Regions from separate parts of the Mus musculus genome. Here region 1 is linked to region 2. A link is a loop called in an ENCODE intact Hi-C map of the cell type or tissue named here. Cell type or tissue: left cerebral cortex. All regions are shown on one strand. Each heading gives the region's core, and the rest is flanking DNA. Links, peaks and the distances in the headings are about the cores only.

Evidence for each region. Hi-C counts contacts between places; a loop is a spot of excess contacts. Peaks named below come from ENCODE experiments on the same cell type or tissue, not always from the same donor. Only the 100,000 strongest peaks of a DNase experiment are listed, where the experiment ranks them.
Region 1: it touches region 2 in a loop (4-fold over the local background); 3 of 42 quality-filtered maps call a loop at or near these places.

The regions. Positions count from the first base shown.
Region 1 is chr3:68,998,079-69,009,126 of GRCm38, forward strand. It overlaps Ift80 (intraflagellar transport 80), which reads right to left and starts at 6,492. Exons shown (of 20, transcript NM_026641.2): 1 at 6,354-6,492. It overlaps Smc4 (structural maintenance of chromosomes 4), which reads left to right and starts at 6,660. Exons shown (of 24, transcript NM_133786.4): 1 at 6,660-7,012; 2 at 7,998-8,135; 3 at 9,111-9,289; 4 at 9,851-10,042. The coding sequence starts at 8,003. In left cerebral cortex, for the core only: CTCF peaks have their summits at 4,893 (motif pointing right), 6,101, 6,900, 7,996 and 2 weaker places; DNase peaks (open chromatin) are centred at 6,498, 6,831, 7,345, 7,403 and 1 more place; H3K4me3 peaks cover 2,978 bases; H3K27ac peaks cover 1,564 bases.
Region 2 is chr3:69,720,913-69,731,960 of GRCm38, forward strand. Nmd3 (NMD3 ribosome export adaptor) reads left to right here and starts at 1,143. Exons shown (of 16, transcript NM_133787.2): 1 at 1,143-1,210; 2 at 1,497-1,554; 3 at 3,345-3,479; 4 at 5,449-5,545; 5 at 8,426-8,506; 6 at 9,493-9,621; 7 at 10,653-10,743. The coding sequence starts at 1,511. It also overlaps the pseudogene Gm52662. In left cerebral cortex, for the core only: a CTCF peak has its summit at 5,926; a DNase peak (open chromatin) is centred at 1,799; H3K4me3 peaks cover 1,311 bases; H3K27ac peaks cover 559 bases.

The DNA.
Region 1 (11,048 bases), core at 1,772-9,771, 720 kb before region 2:
TCTTCTGGAGTATCTGAGGACAGCTACAGTGTACTTACATATAATAAATAAATAAATAAATAAATAAATCTTAAAAAAAAAAATTAAAATCCAAAAAGCTCCAAAATCCAACTGTCACCACACACCAGTAGAAAAGTCCATACCTGCCTTCATATGACAAGCCAGGGAGAACAGAGCTGCTTGAAAAACCACGGCATGAAACTCCTTTAGCCTATACTATGACATGTATAAATAACAAACTTTATGCTCAGATTGGGTACTATGTACATGGTATCTCATGTATATATGCAAATATTCCAGAATCTAAAAAAAAAATCCAAAACACTTCTGGTCCCACACATTTTAGATTAGGGATATTTATCCAATAGTATCAAAAAGTAGAATTTGGGGCTAGCAAGAGAGCTAAGGGGGCTAGGTAGTAATGGCGCACGCCTTTAATCCCAGCACTTGGGAGGCAGAGGCAGGTGGATCTCTGAGACAGCCAGGGCTACAGAGAAACCTTGTGGGGGCGGTGGGGGGGGGGGAGATGGCTGAGGGGGTAAAGGCACCTGCTGCCAAACCTAATGAGCTGAGTATAATCCTGGAAATGGCTCTGGGCTTTTAACCTCAAAACCCACTACCAATGACATACCTCCTCCAGCAAGGCTGTACCACCTGTACTTCTCCAAACACCACCACCAACCACCAACTGGTGACCAAGTGTTCAAATGCCCAAGACTATGGAGAACATGCCTCATTTCAAACCAACACACATGGCAAGTCTGTCTGTCTGTTTCTCTCTCTCTCTCTCTCTCTCTCTCTCTCTCTCTCTCTCTCATACACACACACACACACACACACACACACACACACATCAAATACCAAAGTTGATAACTCTATTTGGAGTTCTTTTATGGCTCTTCAATAAAAAATAAGAAAGGCAGATTTTTTTTTAATTATTCAGTTAAGTTCCATTAGAGCTGCTAGCAAACTAAATTTAAGGTCCACTGTATAGCTGAGAAGAAAAATAGGGGCAGGCTCACTATTTCCTAGAAAAGACGAAGACATTTTACCATCAAAGGCAACAGGCTTATGCATGATAGTACAGTTCAATTAGTAAGGACCTCCAACCCTCGCCTCAGCGTAATTCCTCTATGTGCTTGCTAAAATAAGCTTAATAATATGTGCTAGTTCTCTCTGCTTTGGGGTCTCGATGTGAGCTCTGAGCTTCCTGTTCCTGCTAACCAAACCTACTGCCCGCTGCCATGCTGGCCTCTAACCCTCTAGGGTCTAGGGCTGTCAGCCAAAATAAACTCTCTGTAAGTTACACTGATCATTGTAGTATGTCTATTTCTTTACAATTCTACCCATGAGTAATATCTACACTCCAATATTACCTTTTTATTTTGAGACAGGGTCTCATGTAGCCCAGGCTGACCCCAACATGGCGATATAGCTGAAGATAACCTTGAACTTCTGATTCTCTTGCCTGAAGCTCACATGTACTATGTTAACTATGTACCATTAAGCCCAGTTTTCAATATTCTCTGTAAAGGTTTTTTAGATGGGGTGGTTCACCAGTTAAGAGCACTTGCTGTTCTTACAGAGGCTTGGTTCCCTGTATCCACACGTCAGCGCCCAACCATCTATAACTCCAGTCCTAGGGGGAGTGACCCCTTTTTTGGGCTCCTCGGGCACTGCATGCACATGAAATACGAATGTAGATGCAATCAAAACACCCATAACACATTTTAAAATAATCTCTTTTTAAAATTCTATTTTATTATTGCTGTCATTAGAAGTAATAGGACAACTTTTAGAAGTCAGTTCCTGGGATAAAATTTGTGTCATTTGGCTTGCACTGAAATAATTTTTACCTAAAAGCTAACTCTCTGATCTCATTATTATTATTATTATTATTATTATTATTATTATTGTAATTAATTAGTAAATTGTACAGCGGCACAACTTGCAGAAGCTGACTGCGTCCCTCCTTCCACCATGTAGTTCCTCTACTGGATGGGCCATCTTGCCAGCCCCCATATCATTTTTAACGGATTTTACAACTTTTTGCCATGGTGTTCCATTAATTCTAGCAAGACACTAATTCACTAATCTAAAAATATATATATTAGATAGTAGGTGACGTTGTGTGGATGGCTCAGTGGTAAAGGGACTGACTGTCGTGCAAGCATGAGGACTTGTGTTCAGATCCCTAGCACCCATGAAAAATCCCACGTATGCTTGTAACACTAGCACAAGGGAGAGAGATGCAGAAACCCAGAACTGCCAGGAGGTCCCACCAATTGTTTCTGAGTTCAATGAGAAACCCTGTCTCAAAAACTAACACAGTGAGGCTGGAGAGATGGCTCAGAGGTTGAGAGCACTGACTACTCTTCTAGAGGTCCTGAGTTCAATTTCCACCAAATAGTGGCTCACAACCATCTATAATGAACTCTGGCACCCTCTTCCAGCACGCAGGCACATATGGAACAGCATGTACATAATAAATAAATAAGTCTTTAAGAAGGGAAAAACTCAACATAGCAAATGACAGAAGATGCCTATTATCTACCTCCAGCTTCAACAACAGGCATCAGCACCTGCACACACACGTACACACACACACACACACACACACACACACATACAAGCATGTACACACCCCAACCACCCAGATACCAGTGATCTTTAATTCAACCAAAACTGAAGAATCATATTGCACCAACGAAATACAATGCTACATTAATTATTTTTCAAATGGGCTATCTATTGATATAGAAAGATAACTATAATATTCAAAAGAAAAGCAAGATGTATAGCAATATTATAAAACTTAGGGTCAGCAAGATGGCTCATCAGGTAAATGAACCTGTCACACAAGCATGATGACCGGAGTTCAATCCCCAGAACCCACCTAAAGGCTCTGGAAGAAGGGAATGGGCTCCACGAAGTTGTTCTCTGATCTCCACATGTGTGCCTTAGCATGCCTATACACATACCGTGTACACATACTACAAAACTTTTGTAAAATACAATTCAATCCCTGTGTGCAAATGAAAAAGATGTTATAGATTTAAGCTGGCGGGTACTAAAACACTTCTCTGGGAAGATATATAAGAAGATATATAAGTGATGGATAACAGGAAGAACTCAACGAGAAGTGATAATTATTTCCTCACCTTTTTTGGGTACAAAGCAGGCGCTTGCAACTGCACTATGCCCTCCCCCAATACTGTTTGACATTTTTAATCACACTCAGTAATATAATAAACCAGACTGGCCTTGAACTCACAGAGATGCACCTGCTTCTGCCCCCCAGGTGCTAGAAGGCCTGGACCAACACACACAGATTTGTTTTGTTTCTCTGAGACAGAAGCTTAATAGTCCAGACTAACCTTAAACTAGCTGTGAAAAATAATCATGAATTTATTCTACTCCTGCCTTGTCCACCTGAGTGCTGGCAATACAGGAGTATACTGTCCATGATAGGTTTTATGCAGAGCTGAGAATCAAATCCAGGGCCTCTTTAAGCACTTTACCAACCAAGCCTACATCCCTAATCCCTAAATGCCTATTTCATCATGTTCACATTCCGACTTACGTCTACTCTATAGCTCTCGGTTATATCTCTTCTTCATTACGCAACTTAGTTTATAGCTGTTATAAAAATGTCTGTGCTGCCAGGCATGATGATGCTTGCCTCGAAGTCCAGATAAATAGAAATTCAAAGCTAGCCTTGGCTACATAGGAAATTCAAGGCTAGTCTGAGCTATAATGAGACCCTGTTTCAAGGAAGAGAGGGAAGGAGAGAGGGAGGGAGATGTTTGTTCTGACAGGGCATGGTTAAGTTCATTTAAATTTGAGGCTGTCGTTAAGTGATTTACTGAAGACCACTCCTTTCCACGTTAGTTAAGACTTTCCATACTGATACCAGCATCCGACTCAGTGGCCAGCACTACTGCTTGTTTTACCTGTTGCCTTTTCACTAACTCAGAGATCCATAAAGAACGGCACTTGACTGTCTTTAAGGGTTTATACTCTTAACCACCAAAACCTGTAACAGCAGTAGTCTGTCCAAAAGAACCGTGAATCTTTCCTTTCTCTTGCCTAGGCACTCTTCCCTACTCAGGAAAGAGTGTTTAATATCGATCTATCTAAACCTATGACTGATTTCTTTTCCCTGTAACAACATAACCCATTTCAGTTGTTAAGAAGTCTTCCTTTTTTTTTTTTTAAAAAACACTCTCACTCTATAGCACTGGCTCCAACTCAACACATAGCCCAGGTATTCTAAATGCATGGCAAACTTCCTGCCTCATCTCCCAAGCTACACCCAGCCTGTAGCTATATTCTTAATTTGCCTTTCAAGATCCTTCCTAAATTACTCTTCCTCAAATGCCATCACATAGTAATATCAAATACTTATGTATACTAGATGAACAAACACTGCTCTGAGATAGACATTATCTGTTGATTTTTAACATTCCCAGAGACACTTGATGAGTAAACTGCCCAATTCTACATCCAAAGAAATAATAGGATTTAGGGTTGTTTTCTAACTTTTAATGTGTATACTGCATGCACGTATGTGTGTGCCGAGCACCACCATTGTGCAGAAAAGGGCGTCAGGTCCCCTGGACTGGAGTTACAGGCAGGTATAAACTCTCAGTATAGGTGCTGGGGACCAAATCCAGGTCTGCGAGAGCAGCAGTGGTCCTCACTGCTGAGCCGTCTCTCCAGCCTTCCTGCTTCCTACTTATAGCTTTCTAGTAAGTTCTGCTCTGACTAGCATATACACCTTCCCATATGGTCTATTCTACCTTTTTCTTACATTTACTTTACATGTATGAGTGTCTTCTCTGCATGATGTGGTTCACATGCATGTCTCTCTCCAGGCCAGAAGAGGGCACCGAATCCCTGGAACTGGAGTTACAGACGGTTCTGAGAGCCATGTTGGTGCTAGGAACAGAACCTGGGTCCTCTGCAAGAGCAGTAAGTGCTTCTAACACCACACATCTCCCCTGGCCCAGTCTACTTCTTTCATAGCAGGTATCTCTTCCGCTCAGCTTTGTTGTATTTTAGAACCTCTGAAAATACAAAATACTCCAGAAGCCCCTAAAAAGAATCCCTTTATCCTCTTGGTACTCCTACTAGTCCTCCATACCCCCCCCAAAAAATATTCATTGAGCTTCATGGTGACATTTATTTTATGAAGACAATTTATTTTCAACTAGAAATATAAAGGTACATTATTATATTAGCAAACGTTTATTCAAACCACACCAATCTCCAAACTCCTCCAGACTCCCACACTTGTAGTCCTCTCCAGCACTTCCTGAGAATCACTGAATCTAAGTGTTAGGCATCTCAAAGCCATAATATATTTTAGAACAATGTAAATTCATTCATTAAAGGTTGGTGGGCTGGAGAGATGGCTCAGTAGTGGTTAAGAGCACTGACTGCTCTTCTCTGAAGGTCCTGAGTTCAAATCCCAGCAACCACATGGTAGCTCACAACCATCTGTAATGAGATCTGACACCCTTTTCTGGTGCACCTGAAGACAGCTATAGTATACTTAGATTATAATAATAAATAAATCTTTTTTTTTAAAAAAAAAAGGTTTATTGGTGCTCTAAAATGCCAAACCCTAAATAGGTTGAGGAAAAAAAAAGAGAAAGGCTAACAGCTCTCAATTTAAAAGTTGCTGTATAAATACTTACTGGGGGCAGCGAAATTAATCAGCGGTTCTTTAACATTGGGGAGGATGAGTGATACAGACCGTTTTTCAAAATTATAGGGTCACTAAACATTCAGGAAAACAATGCCAAAACACACAAAACTTGGTATACAATTTTCGGAGAGTCAGAAACTCTGTCCCAACCATCATTATCCTCAAACTCAGGTTAAAAGCCCATTAAGGAAACTAAACCGCTCGGGATTAGGAATTGCCGCATCCATTTAACAACCCTTGCTATTCCTTTCACTGTGTAACAAAGACAAATGCTACTTATGAACTAATTCCCCCATAACGGTAACTAGTTATCACCAGCGAATCCTTTCTCCCACTAGGAGCCCTGCTGGCCAAATGGTTATTTAAACTCAACACCTTTCAGTAGTGTCACTTACACAAAATAGTTCAAAAATCATTGTTATTCATAAATGGACTACAAGGTTAACTCAATAATCCCGGTTTCCTCGCTTTACCTGTAAACTCCACATCCCAAGATCAACACCCTGGTGGCTGGAAGAAGATGGAAAATAACTGATGCTCCCGCAAAGCTCATCCCATCTAACCAAGAGAAGCTAGGTCTTAATGACCGCTACCGCTTCCAAGCCCTTTCTTCAAAGGCTCTGGAGATGAAGAAATTTACCTCAAGTTCCAGGAAAGCGGTGGCGACTGCTCTCAGAGCTCGAACTAGTTACCAAATAGCCTCCCGACCTTTCCGTCACCATAGTGATTTCTAAGCGCTGCGAGCGTTTCCCCCTGCCATGTTCCCGCGATACTTGCTAGGTGCCAGTCACCCGAGCGGGCTCTTGACCCCGCCCCTAACCGAGCCCGCCCTCTCCCTGGAAGGTGTTATTGGGCAACTTGGACCCGCCTACAATTGTAGGCGGGACCCTGCTTGTTTTGTTTTGTTTTTTTTCCTTCTTTTTCAAATTCCTCCAGTTTTTCAAATGCTGTCGTTCTAGAAGTGCGAAACTCTCATTTCTGTTAAAGTCCACAGAAAGGACGTAGCCCTGCTTGCTCTCCCTTCCCAGTCGTAACTTGGCCCTCGGCGCCACGGTCCCTGGGGTAGAGCCCGCGCATGCGCCCGAACGGCCCGAAGATGGCGGTGGGACTCGCCGCACTTTTTTTCAAATTCGCGGGTCCCAGAAACCCTTGCGCGCGTTTGTAACGAATTTCCGTTCGAGTTTGGATTTTAGGCGCCATTTTCGAGTGAAGGACCCGGAGCCGAGACACCGGGAGGAGCGAGGCGGGGGGTCGGCCGTGCCACCATTTCAGCCCGGCTCGGAGTGGACCCGCCGACAGGTGAAGTCCTTCTCTTCTAGATCAGGTTGTCACACTTTCTCCTCCCTGCCCCGCGGGCGCCCGCAACCCCAAGGCCTGGAGCTGGAGCGGCGGAGGCGGCTCGGCGAGCTCCCGTGCCTGTCACCCCTCCCCCTCGGCGGCCGGGCGGCGGCTCCGGCGCCTCTTCCTGGGGGAGGCAGCGAGCCTGGCTCGGCCAGAGCGTCCCCTCCCCCAGGCCGATCCGTCCTGTCTCCTAAGGGGACTGCAGCCCCACTCAGAGCCTCTCCTGGGCACTTGGCATGGCTTACACTGTCGTCCATCGGGACTCCGCCCCGGACCCGGGAGGGTTAGACCCCCTACTATCCCGGAAAGTGACCCAACCCAAGCAGACGCTGCCAGAGTCCAGTTCAGCAGTGTGTGGCGGGTGACTCCGGCTTCGGCCATCCTCTCCGCTGGGGCGATGAGGAAAAGAGACCTGGACTTCTCCGAGGGCCGTCCGGGCGTCAGGACCTAAATGGCGGGGAGAAGGGAGGGGGTTGACAAGTCGCCCGGGCAGGCAGGCGCTGCTGCTCTGGAGAGTAGCCACGCAGCCCCGAAGCTGGACGAACTTGTCTCTCTCTCTCTCTCCCACTCTGTACCTCTCTCCCTCCCTCCCCGATTCCGAGCACATTCACTCCCCAGCCCCGACGGGAGGAGACTTGTCAGCAGACGTCCTTCTCTTATGAGATGGTTCCACAGGGGCGGGGGTGGCCTGAGCGAATTCCTCCGTCCTGGGCGCGATGGCAGGCGCGGCTATGTTTCCCCACGTAGCTGGGGCGTGGGAAAACCCGTCCCGCCCGGTTGCCACTGCTGGGTTCCTAGTAGCCACTTTCCTAGGGACCCGCTACTGGCTAGCGGCGTTGGGGAACGCGGTGGCGGGGTGGGTCCTGGGCGGAGCCCGTCCTGCTGCTGCGGGGCCTGAGCGGCGAGCTGCGGGCCGACCTGACTCGGGACTCTTCTGCCGCAGCCACCATGCGGCGTAAGGGCACCAAGCCCTCCACTGCCTGCCACCAGGAGGAAGGGCCGCCGCCCTCCCAGGACGGTGCCCACAGCGACGAAGAGATGGAGCAACCGGCCGGCGAAGCGGAGAGCGCTGCACCCGCAAGTGAGTGACAGGTCGGGATCCCCGTGCGTCGGAAGCCTGTGGAGACCCTCTGAGGGTGGCGGGGCGCAGGCGACGACAGGTTGATTTGGGAAGCTCCGGAAAGCCGTTCTTTGGTTTTCAGAGGAATTCCATGCAGTTTGCTCTAACGGTTCTGGAAGATATGAGAGTGAGCGGAAAACTTGCGTTGTGAGTTTCTGTGTTTTAGAGTAGTACTGACCTCTTTCTCATATTTCCGCTGAAAGCGGCATGGGTGCTGAGCGCCTCTGCGCCCTTAGACTGGAGTGAATGTGATGTGGAGTTGCGTGACTCGCCCTTTACTGTTGGATTGTCTTTTGGGGCGCAATACTAATTTTTACTTTATAAAGTGTGTCAGTGTTGGGTGACGCGGGCATATGTACATGAGTGCAGGTGCCCCTGGAGGGCATGAACCTCGAGCATCCCATTGTGGGTGCTGAAAACCAAACTTGGGTTCTACACAAGAAAAAAATTGCTGGGCCCCCTAGATTGCCTTTAAAGAGAAGGTATAATTGAGAGCGTAGAGCAGGCGGAGGGTAGAAATTAAGAGCTACTGTGAAATTCCTGTCACCATGTTACTGAAGTTTGTGAGTTTCTTAAGCTGAGCCATGTGGAGAGTTGGATTTTCGATTGTTAGGGTTGCATCTCCTGCATCAGGGAATCCGTTTGTTGCAAGGTTTTCTTTATGGTATATTGAGTATTTTGACTCCTCTAAGTACAATGTGTATACCACACATTTTGTGACTGGTCTGATTGCTTTCACGAATTTTATTTTACATAAAACTAATCTGAAGGATTATCCATCCCCATGAGTTTAGGATATGTTTGTATGGAAGATAAATTCCTAGGTTTCTTTAAGTAACATCCCTCCATTGTGTTCTTTAAATACTAGCAGATGATAGACGTTCAACTAATTACACTAATGTAGGCTTTCCCCTCTTTGCCTCTCCCTTAACCTAGAGCCTCCAGGTGAGGAGCTGGATAACAGAAGTTTAGAGGAGATTTTGAATAGTATCCCTCCACCCCCACCTCCAGCCATGGCCAGTGAAGCTGGAGCTCCTCGTCTCATGATAACTCATATTGTAAACCAAAACTTCAAGTCCTATGCTGGAGAGAAAGTTCTGGGACCTTTCCATAAGGTACTGCCTGCTCAGATAACGTGGAATACATCTTTAATTACAAGATATTTCAGTGTTCTAACGGTCCTGACTCTTTACACACATATGCTCATAGACGCACAGACAGTATGTTGCCTGTGACTTCAACAACAGGAATGAGTTTTTCTTTATCTGATGTCTTTGGTATATCTTTAGCAATATTTGCATATTGAATGGAATCTGTTTTTGTTAGAAGGGAATGTTTTCCCCGTTGACTGTGCTAATGAGTTTTGTAAAATGTCGGGATTAGAATTTGAAGGTGGTTTTTATTTAAATGGTGAAGCTTGTGCTATTGAAGAACATGATGTAAGAAAACTCAGATTGTGTTTTCCTTCAGTTCCCTGGCCCACTCCATTCCTAGGGTGCTTTCCTTTTCTTAATAAACTGCTTTTATTTCTAAAGAGAAAGAAAGAAAAAGTGTTTATCTTCTAATGAAAACTTTTAATGATACCTTTGATTTTTATTACAAATTAAATTATGGAGTAGTTTAAAATTAGTATTAAGTGTGACTATTTAAATTTTTAAAAATTTACTTTTATGCAGCGCTTTTCCTGTATTATTGGACCAAATGGCAGTGGAAAATCCAATGTTATTGATTCCATGCTTTTTGTGTTTGGCTATCGAGCACAAAAAATAAGGTCTAAAAAGCTATCGGTACTGATACATAATTCTGATGAACACAAGGATATTCAGAGTTGTACTGTAGAAGTTCATTTTCAAAAGATAATTGATAAGGTAAGATTTTCTACTTGCACCTTCAAGCAAGAAAAGGAAACATGCCACATTTTGTTATTGTAGATCTGAATTGTTCTTTATTTTACTTTGTGTATAATTAGAGCAATAAGAAATGGATTTTGCTTCTGTGAACATATTTACTTCAGCTTTTTGGAAGAATACAGTGATGTAGGGGCCCTAAGTGCTAATTCAGCATTCACTCACTATAAATATGGGCTTCATTTGAAAAGTTGTACATTTTTTTGCTTTAGGATAAACATTTTAATTTTTAAAATGCAATAATTGACTCTAAAATGTAATAATTAGTAGCTATGTGAGAGAGAGAGAGAGAGAGATGAAATTTTCTAAGGTTTGAACTACCGTGATGAAGTATGTTTTGAAATGGTAGGGGACAGGCATCTGTTTAATAGCTTAGAAAAATTCATGGTTCAAAAAGCAACGGAAAAGAACCTTAAAAAATAAGTGCCCATAGTAAAGTAACAGATAATTGGATGCTGGTGGGGATGTTTTACATATAAAGAAATTTAACTACACAGAAGCATCTATCAGAATTTTGCTTCTGAATTCATTCTGTTGCACATTTGAGTTAGAGAATTAGATTGCCAATAAGTCATGATAGTCTAGTACCTGTTGTTTAATTAATCCAAAATTAAATATGACACGGAGCCTTTTAAGAATAAATGAACTTTAATGCTAAGATGGACTTATAACTTGATTTCCTTTATTATGTATATGATTGCAAATTTTTATGATGGTTTACTTCTAATTAATGATAGGAAATGCTGTTTAGGAAAGGGAATCCTGTCTCCCTACACACACAAACACACACACACACACACACAATCATACACAATCTTTACTCGCAGACCCTACCACTACCAGAAAAGTATTTCCCCTAAATATTTTCCTTAAATTGTTTCTTCTTGAAGCTTTTTAACAGTCACCAAGGTTATCTGAGTGGAGTGGGTTGTTGTAGATATGCTGAGGTCTTGTTCGCCTTCCTTGG
Region 2 (11,048 bases), core at 1,707-9,706:
TCTTATTTGTATTCCCTTTATTATTTCCCTTGTCTTACAGCCCTAGCTAAAAACTTCCAACACTCTATTAAAAGTGGAGAACATAAACACCCTTGTCTGTTTTAGTAGAAATTAGGCATATCTTTAAAAAACAAGTAACTAAAGTTTATACTGTAGTTACATTTCCATGTTCATTATAAATGTCTTATAAAACACAGATGATTGTGTGGAGCTGGAAAGGTGGTGGCTCAGCAGTTAAGAACATCTGCTACTCTCTCCCAGGACCAGAAGAGCTTGGTTCTCAGCCTCTGTGTTGGGCAGTTTCAAACCACCTGTAACTCCAGCTCCGGGGCGTCTGACACCTCTTCGGACCTTAGAAATGCTAGGGTCTTCCTTTTGACATCAGTTTCGGTTACAGTTGCGGATTTACCTGTTTTCATCTATTTTGTGGATCCACTTCTGAGAAAAATATGTTTCAGATGATTTCTTTAAGAATAATACTTTTCTTTAATGAAAAACATTTTATATTTTCTGCTTACTATTAAAAGTACAGTGTTTGCAATATAATAGAGAGTTTTCAGTTTTTCTTTCTTTTCTTTTTCTTTTTGCATCAACTGTTTAGTAAACAGCGATTCGATACTCTTAAGTTGTCCATGGTGATATTTACAGTGGCCATGTTTCTTTAGAAAGATCCATGTATTTTATGTATTTGAGTGTTTGGCCCGCATGAATATATATGCACCAAGTTTGTGGTTGGTGGCCTCAGAGTTAAGAGGGCGGCAGATCCTCTCCAAATGGAACTCTAGACGTCAGTGAGCCCACCCTGTGAGTGCTGGGAATTGAACCCAGGTCCTTTGTAAGAACAACTGCTTTTAACTGCTGAGCCCTCTCCCCAGGAGCTGAGAAGTGCATTTTAAAGATACGGGGGCGGGTGGAACGGTGAGCCTATCACAGACACCAAACTGTTGTAATCACTGTCCCGAGCCTGCTCAGCTCGCCCGGTCTCCCGTATCCCCACCCACTCACTCCATAGGCCCCGCCCCTTGCTACACGTGTATTCTTTGACCCCGCCCACCCGTCCCCTTCTCCCGCACCCTTCAGCACGCGGGATTTCCGGTTCTCCTATCGCGAGATCTTCGTAGGTGTGTAGCGCGGCTGAGGTAGCCGGTAGTGCGTCCTGGCCGGCGGGTTGCCCGCTGTGGGTGTATTTCGCCCTGTCACGGAGCTGCTGGTAGGTTCTGGGTGGGAGACCCGGCTCCTGCGCCAACAGCGGCCAGACGAGGGAGCGAGCCGGGCCCTGTACCCGGGCTGCGAGCGGCCCGCACGGGCGCCGGGGCGTGGGTGTGGGGCCGAGGCCGGCCGCATGCGGAGCCGCGGCGCGGAGGAGGGCGGAAGGGCCGTGCTGGGCGGCGGCTCGCGACCCCCGGGCTTGTGTGCCGCACGCATGGCTGTCCCCGAACTCAGGAGACTCGACCTGATGGATCCAAGTCTCACCGGTCCTTCCCTCCCCTTGATAGGTCGCGCGCGAACCATGGAGTACATGGCAGAGTCCATTGAGCACAGCCCGGGACACATGTGAGTTGCGAGCCCGCCCTGATCGATCCCTTGGCGTCTGCAGATCGTAAAATACCGAGAAAACGGTTAACGCTAGCAGGAGAGGTCCTTTTCTCGGTGGGAGAAAACGGTTGGGTCTTGATCGCATAGGAAGTCTACCCCATTTTAAGTCCGGTGTAGAAAAAAATGAGTGCTTTGAGAAGACGTCCTCCTAGAGGGGCACGAGTGGACGTGTACGGTTGTCACCCGGCTCCTCTGTCGTGCTAGCCACATGGTATGCGGTGCTCACGTGCAGCTAGTGGCCACCACTGGAAGATTATCTTAGTTTTCTTTGGGCAGCCGTGGGCCACGGTGGCGGAGGTTCACAGACTTTTTCTGCTGTTTCGTTGAAATCTTACTTTCGATGGAGCCAGTCCTGTTAGATTGGCCCTGGAATTCACTCTGTAGCCACGGCTGACCTTGAGAGCCTTGTCCCTTCAGCCTTAGCCTCCCAAGTGCTGCGATTATGTCAGGCCTGCTTCACAAAATTTTTCTGCCTCCAGTACACTATAGAGTTATACTCCTGTAGCTTAGAGCATCGGTAGGCATAGGTGCTCTTCTTGTCCTGTATTTTTGTCTATTTCTCCTTTTAAAAATTACTTTGTAACATAAAATACAGGGTTTCATTATATTTTCATGTATATAGGAGGGTCCGCATATTTAACATTGTACAGCGTTCATATTTACCCTACCATTGATCTTCCTTAACCCTCCTACCCCCTCACAGGTCCCTTTCCTTTCCTTAATAATCTCCTTTCTGTTTTCATGGAATACGTACATTTTCCTTTACTGTTCATTGTGGGTCCCTGTAAAGGGGGCCTGTTCGCATCTACGCATTGTAGATGCTCAGAACAAAGGGGGCACCCACTAGCCGAGTCAGATGCAAGAGAAACGAGAAACGGATCTTACATATATTGTTTGTTTCTCTTTGTTGTTTATTTTTGCTTTTGAGACAGTCTTACCATGTTAAGTCCTGCTTACCAGGAACTCATAGAGAGATCTGTCTGCCTCTGCCTCTGCCTCGCAAGTGCTGGGTAAAGGTCTGCACCATCACACTTGGCTGTCTTTTGTTTATATTGTTGAATTTATGTGCACATTAGTGTTTGCTATTGTTGTTAGACTATTTGCATTGCTAATTTCTTTTTTTCTTAGTTTTCCAATTTTAAAGAAGAGATGAGGGACTAGGACATTTCTATCATTGCATGAAGTTCATTAGCATGACAAAGTCGCACAGTGCCCTCTTTAAGCATTTTCAGAATTATGGCCCTTTGATTTTTGCCGATGTTTCAGGATTCTTCTTCACTCTGTCTTTAAGATTGCCTTTTTCCCCTCTTCGAGACAGACTCTCATGAAGCTCTGGCTGGCGTGAGACTCACAGATCTGTGTGCCCTGCTTCCTGGTTGTTAAGACGAAAAAGATTTCCCCCCACACCCCACTTGTCTTTTAAAAACAAATCAACTTATTTTATTCGTGAGTGTATGTGTGTGTGCTAAGTGCATGTAAGAGGCCATGGACATCAGAAGAGTGGTAGACTCTCCTGGAACTAGAGTTACAGATGGTTGTGAGCTGCCTCTTGTGTGCTGAAAATTGACCCCAGTTTGCTATAAGAGCTGGAAGCACTTTGACCCATTAAGTGTCTCCTCCCCCACTTTAAACAGTAGAATCTTGAAGGCTTTGGCTTGGTAGGGGTTTTTTGTTTGTTTGTTTTGTTTTGTTTTTGACTAGTAAATGTATAAAATCTAATTGGAAAAAATCTGCTTTATTTTCTCAAGCTTGTGCTGTGAATGTGGTGTCCCAATTAGTCCAAATCCTGCCAATATTTGTGTGGCCTGTTTACGAAGTAAAGTTGACATCAGCCAAGGTGTTCCAAAGCAGGTCTCCATTTCTTTCTGCAAACAGTGTCAGAGGTACAGTACATTACTACTTGTTTAGCTTCCTTAAGTTGGTCTTCATACAGAGAGCCACTGTGTTATGCTGAGATTACTCTGAAGTATACGGAATGAAACGTGCTGTTGAGTGTTAATTTTTACCTAGTTGATGTTACCAAGGATATAATAATTTGCAGTTTTATGCTGTGCTTTCTACTGTCCTACTAATCTGGTAAGGATAGAAAAAATATTTGTATAAAAGTGAGATACTGAATCTGACAGTAGAAGACGCCTTCTGAGAGCTGATGCATTCTTTCTTCAGTTTCGTTCCTTTAGTTGTTGGCTACATCTGTTTACATCTATCCATATGTCTAGTGAGAGACTTAAACCTTGTCAGTGAATATAAAAATTATATGCCTGTGACTTCCCAGATAGGTTTAGCATTTGCTTTGTGTATGTGGAAATTGTCTGTGGACCTCTGTAAGAATTCAAAATGTATTTCCCCAAATCTCTGCACATATATAAATAAGCCCATGAATTTAGTGTACTATTTTAGGGAGTTTACAGTGTGTGAGCCTGGTAAGTATGAGGCTTTTGGTCTGTTATGAATATTTATTATTAAATACATGGTGAAGTTTTAAAAGTATTAGACAAAGAAGCAGGACCCCCAAAATATTAGAAGTTTCTATCAAACTAGTTTTCTGTCATGCTTAGATACAGTCTGAGTCTCAATTTTCTCATGAGAATGAAGGGTTTTTATTAGATGATAAATAGTATTTGAAACATCCTTTGAAAATACTTATAAACAAATGGTTTTTATTGAACCTTGAAACAGGAAAATTAAAGTGTTTAACCATTTAATACCATGGCAAGAAAGCATTACATAACTCAGGTGAAAGTATTTAGCAGACATTGTTAATAACCTCTGTGTACTGGACCTTGGAAGACTGGGTTAAAAAAATTCATAATTTACAGAAAGGATTTGTATTTTACTATAATGAGGTTTAATTAATTTTGTTTTTTCAAGATAAAATTTCTCTGTAGCCCTGACTATCCTGGCCCTTATCTTGCTCTATAGACCAGGTTGACCTGGAACTCAGTTTGTCTTTGCTTCCCGAGTGCTGGGATTAAAGGCGTGCACCACCGTGCTTGACTTACTGAGGCTTATTTTGAAAACTTGTCTTTTTCAGCTTAAAAATTGAAATGAAACTTGATGACTGAACTTTTGATATACATTTCTATGTGTACTAATTTTCCTGTTTTTGTATGAGAAAAATGTTTCGCAAACATTTTAGAAGAATAAAATAAATAATTTTAGAGTCATTTAAGATAATTCTTACCTGTTGGTCAGTGTTCCTTCAAAGAAATTTTGGAAATATTGCCGTGTTTACTGGAATTTAAAAAGAAAGTCATTTATGTGTAGCTGTGTGCACGTTTGGTGTCCCTAAAGGCCAGAGGCATTGAATCCCCCTGGAGCTAGAGTTCCAGGCATTTGTGAGCTGCCCAACAGTGAGTGCTAGGAACCCCACCTCAGTCCCCCTTAACTACCGAGCCATCTCTCCAGCCCTCCTTACTGGGATATTTTATTTATTTATTTTTAACACGTATGCATTTATTTGGTATGTGTGCGCACTAGGCCACACTATGCATATGGCGGTCACAGGACGATTCATAGGGTTGGTTCTCTCCTTTTACCATGTGATCTCAGGTTGTCAGTCCTGGTAGCAAGCCCTTTTACTCTCTGAGCCATCTTCAGAGCTCTCTTAACTCAGTGCTCTCTTAACTTCTATTTTTAATAATTGAAACGACAAAATACATAACATATCTCAGATTGGCTTTCTCCAAATATTAGAATATTAGTTTTGAACTAAAGACACTGGTCTCATGGGGTAAAGCTTTAGAGTAGAGTATTACTCCTGATTAATAATCAGTATCACTTCTTTCTACTAATGGAAATTCCTGTTTTTTCCTGAAAAGCGGCAAACTTTAGAATGTTATCTTCTTTCAGATATTTTCAGCCACCAGCATCATGGGTACAGTGTGCTTTAGAGTCCAGGGAACTTCTTGCTTTGTGTTTGAAAAAAATTAAAGCTCCTCTGAGTAAGGTAGGTCAGTAGTTAATATTGCTGTACTTTTTCACTGAAACACTCATTTTCAGAAAATCCTTTGCTGTGGGTTTTGCTTTATTATGGTGGCTGTTGTTTGTTTTTTTTCTCTTATGTTCTTTTCCTTTTGTTTTTTGAGGCTGGAAATTGAACCAAGTGTCTTTGCCATAAATTATCAGGGATTCTACCACTGAACCATTTTGCTAGTCCCACACAATATTTTAATACACAAACACACACACTCTCTTACTTTTTATATTGACCTTTGTTGAAAGGTAGTATTTTTATTTTATTAGAAAAATTTGTTGAGATTTAAAATTTTTATTTGTATGGATGCTTTGCATGTGTATGTGTCTGTATATTATGTATGTGCAGTACCTTTGGAAGTCAGAAGAGGGTGTTGGGTCCTCTGGAACTGGAGTTACAGATGGTTGTGATCTGATTTGTGGGTGCCCTAGAAGAACAGCAAGTGCTCTCACCCACTGAGTGAGCCTTCAATATTATTTTTTAGTTCTGAAATCTTTCAAGTTATTGATTCATCTTGCCCTTGGACTTTTTAATTGCCTGGAGTGAAGCAGTACAGTCAGGATGACTAGAAAGGGAAAAGAATGCTCCATTGATTGTTGTTGTTGTTATAAGTAGAGAGCATAGTAAAAGGATTTTAGGATTTCAAAATGTTAAGTGGGTACAGAAGAGACTGAAGAACCATATGGGAATTGGATTGTAGGAAATGAGAGGGAGACTCAGGTATCTGGAATTACGTTAAAGGACAAAGGACTTAATAAAGTTGACAATGGCTTCTCTAAGAACAAGTGTGCTGAGCCTGTTAAGGGAATGCTGAAGTGAATGTCAAGGTCTCTACATTCCTGCAGATGGAGGTTAGAGGCTTTAGGAGAGAAGGCAGACTTATTTAGTGCTCTGTACATTTGTACATTTCCACCTAACTCCTGCAGATACTTACTAACTGGAGGCAGGGAGGGGTACACTGGGGGGGTAGGGGAAAAAGGGTGGTTAGGAACTGCTTGCTATTCTGATTTAATTTCTTGACTACTGGACTTTGCTGTAGCTCACTCAGTCATACTAGTTGGGTTTTATTCTTGAGTACTGCATTTGCCTTGGCTAGTCTTGCTATCACTAGATAGTATCTGGTACAGTTATAATCTGCCTGTTCACACTTTTCAGTGTATTACTTAACAGATTTTTCTGTGTACCTTCAGACCAGTATCAAACTGTCTACTTAATGTATGTCATAGATGCCAGGAAGGGCTCTTTGTCCATTAAATCTGTTGTTTATTTATGTCAAAAAAATTGTAATATCTAGCTGTTTAAGCTTGCTACTTGGGTATTGTACTAGTGTGTGTTCTCGTCCTCTTTCTAATATATAAGTATTAAATTAATCCTATAGAATTATCTTTTAAGTAGCTCTTGCTTTGCTTATTTCTGGTTCCTCTTAGTTCGGGTTCCTACTTTGATTATTATAAAGCCTCCATTCTTTTTCTCTCTGTTTCTTTGTTTTAAAGTTTTCATTCTAGCCTTACTGCATTATGTTCAGTGTATCAAGAATAGCAAGCTGTTTTTAGCTCCTGATCTAGAAGTATTAAAATTATGTAGTCAGTATATGAACATTTCCCAAAATAATGTCCATCCCCCTACACACAGACACCCTGAAACTCATTCTGTAAATTTTTTTTAATGGTCATTGATGTTTTATCTGCGTGTATGTCTGTGTGAAAGTTTCAGATCCTCTGGAACTAGAGTTACAGACAGATGTGAGCTGCCATGTAGGTGTTGGGAATTGAACCCAGGTCCTCTGAAAGAACAGCCAGGGCTTGTAACCACTGAGCCATCCCTCCCCTAAATGTCCATTCTTTAAAGGAAAAAATAAAGAAGCCACAGAGTAATGTAGAAAGATATTAACTTGAGTGGAAGCTTATGTTTGTGAGGTTGCTTTTGGGTAATAAAGGCACCAATTCATTTTCTTACGAAAAAGTAAATTTCTGTCTGAAGAGGAATACTTTTTTTTTTTCTTTAAATAAATTTCCCCCCTCTGAAAGCTACTTTTAATTCTTGCTCAATATAATAGCACAGTCATTGGGTTGCCCTTTCATTTGCTGCCATTGTTGCCATGGTTTTATAGTGATGGATTGCAATGATGTTAATCACATGTTCCTTCAAAGATCTTATGAGTCTATTTAATTTTTTTCCTTTTTTTAAAAAATTCTTTCATAAAATACATCCTGACAGAAATTTCCCCACTTTCCACGCCTCCCAATTTTCTCTGCCACCTCCCCCTTTCCCCAGATGCACTCCTCCATTTCCTTTCAGAAAAGATCAGGCTTCCCATGGATGTCAGCCGAACATGGAATAGAGTAACAAGATACAGTAATACTAGGCACATATCTCCCTCAAGGCTGGGCAGAGTAACCCAGTAGGAGGAAAAGGGCCCCAAGAACAGACAAAACACTTCACACTCCTACTGTTAGAAGTCCCACAGAAACACCAAGCTATATAAGATATGTATAGGACCTAGTGCAGCCCCAGGTAGCCCCATGCAGCCTTCATGATTGCTGCTTCAGTCTGTGTGAGCCCCTGTGAGCTTGCTCAGTTGATTCTGTGGGCCATGTTCTCCTGGTGTCTTACCTCTGGCTCCTACAGTCCCCCACCCCTTTCCAGGGGTTCCCTGAGCTTCATGGGAAGGACCTGGTAGAGCTCCAATTTTAGTGTGCTCTCTGCCTAATGTTTGGCTGTGGGTCTCTACATCTATTCCTATTAGCTGCTGGTTTAAGCATCTCTGTTGAGAGTCTGCTTATTAATGAGATAGTCAGTCATCTTTCCACCTCTCTGGTGGGGACTTATATTTCTTTTTTTCCCCTATTGAAGGTTCGGCTTGTCGATGCAGGCTTTGTTTGGACTGAGCCCCATTCCAAGAGACTTAAAGTTAAATTGACAATTCAGAAAGAGGTAAGCTGCTCACTTTTTCTAAACATGGTTAAAGTACACGTAGTGAGAATGAGGGACTAGGGTTAAATTATTTTATGGACTAAATGGCTTAAAAGGAAGAATACAATCTAAGTCTTAGTCTTTTGTTATCTTTTGGTCTTCTGACATGATTAGGTGACTAGCTACAATTGCTCAGAATTGGTGTGTTCAATAGTCTCTTTAAATAAAGGTTTTGTTTTTGTTTAAGATAGGTTCTCACTAGGTAGTTAGTACTTGGTGGCCTAGAGCTTAGTAGACTAGGCTGGTTTGGAATTCAGAGATCTCCTGCTTTTACTTCTGAGTGCTGGAAAAAAGGTGTATGTACCACCATGCTTACCCATATGTTCTTCTGAAAGTGAATTCTTTGTGTGCCACATAGGCATATATGTATACACATATATCATATACATGTCTATACAACTGAAAAATGTTTTTAGATTTAGTTCTCAACTCAGTAAATAGTCAAGAGTGATTTGGAATTTTTGATCATCCTGCTTCTACTTCCCAAGTGTTGGAATTATAGGTGTGTGCCAGCATGCCTGGCTTTGTGTGGTGGTGAGAATCAAACTCAAGGCTTCAAGCACTAGGGACAAGCACTGTACAATCAAACCACATTCCTACCTCCACATTATTAAGAGAATATGTTCACAACCACATTTTCATGAGGTAAACTTAAAAAGATAATCTAATCTTTGGATTTCATGTGTCCCTTTCTTAAAACAGTGTAACCACTGAAGGACATGGCTCAGGGGTAGAGAGCTTGATCAGCATGCATAAGGTCCCATATTTAATCCTTGGTTGTGCACCCTCTTCCCCAAATGTAGTATACTTAGTTTTATAATTTTAACTTTGACTTATTGATGTCCTTAATGCATTCATAGAAAACATTTAAGTTACTAATTTTTAAAATTAGAATATTCACTATTGAACAACTAGGAGTGAAGGAGTGCAATTGCCTTCTTTTCCAGGTGATGAATGGTGCTATCCTGCAGCAAGTGTTTGTGGTGGATTATGTTGTTCAGTCCCAAATGTGTGGAGACTGCCATAGAGTGGAAGCTAAGGATTTCTGGAAGGCTGTGATCCAAGTCAGGCAAAAGGTATTGAAAAAAGATGATGAGTGAATCCTGAGTCTTGAATTTCATCACTGTCCATTTTCTTTTCTTTTTTTCTTTTTTTAAAATACATTTTATTCATTGATTGATTGATTTTTTTTTTTCTTTTTGGGTTATTTTCTTTATTTACATTTCAAATGTTATCCCCTTTCTCAGTTTCCACTGAAGAACCCCCCCCCATTTCATTCCCCCTTCCCCTGCTTCAATGAGGGTGCCCCTCCCACCCTGGCTGGGGCATGCAGCCTTCACAGGACCTCAACCCCATTGATGCCCAACAACACCATCCTCTGCTACATATGTGGCTGGAGCCATGGGTTCCTCCATGTGTACTTTTTGGTTGGTGGGTTAGTCCCTGGGGGCTCTGGGGGCTCTGGTTGGCTGATATTGTTGTTCTTCCTATGGGCTTGGAAACCCCTTCAGCTCCTTCAGTCCATTTTCTAACTCCTCCATTGGGGACCCCATGTTCAGTCCAATAGTTGGCTGCAAGCATCTGCCTCTGCATTTGTTAGACTCTGGCAGAACCTCTCAGGTGATAGTTATATCAGGCTCCTGTCAGCAAGCACTTATTGGCATCCACAATAGCCTCTGGGTTTAGTGACTGTATATGGGATGGATGGGGGAGGGGGACAGGGGAGGGCAGTCTCTGGATGGCCTTTCCTTCAGTCTCTGCTCCACACTTTGTCTCCATGTTTGCTCCTGTGATTATTTTGTTCCCCCTTGTAAGAAGGACTGAGGTATCCACTCTTTGGTCATCCTCCCTGAGCTTCATGTGGTCACTGTCCATTTTCAGTAGCTGATAACATGTTCTCATTTCCCTATGTCCTGTATGCATAACTGGAGTCTAGGTTCCTGGAACATTCAACTTTAGAAATACATTATTATTTTATGTTTTAGTTAATTTTTAAAGTTTTTTTTTTGTTTGAAAAATCAGAGCTCTATATCTGTAGATGGTGTATGTATTTATACTTTATTTCTAAATGCATTTTTTGGCATTTATTGATTCTATAATGCTTTAGACTCTACACAAGAAAACATTCTACTATCTGGAACAGTTGATTTTAAAATATGGAATGCATCAGAATACACTGCGTATCAAGGAGATTCATGGTGAGTTCAAATTTAAAAGAATTTGAAACAGTATCAAAATTTTCTTTCAATTATTCAAAGTTATCTTTCTCAGAAGTTGAGATGATTAAAAAATTCATACAAATGTATGTATAAGAAGAAAGCAACGTATGCCGGGCGTGGTGGTGCACGCCTTTAATCTCAGCACTCGGGAGGCAGAGGCAGGCGGATTTCTACACTTGATCTTAGCCAAAAGGCTGAGAAGCGATGGCAGGCGGATTTCTGAGTTCAAGGCCAGCCTGATCTACAGAGTGAGTTCCAGGACAGCCAGGGCTACACAGAGAAAC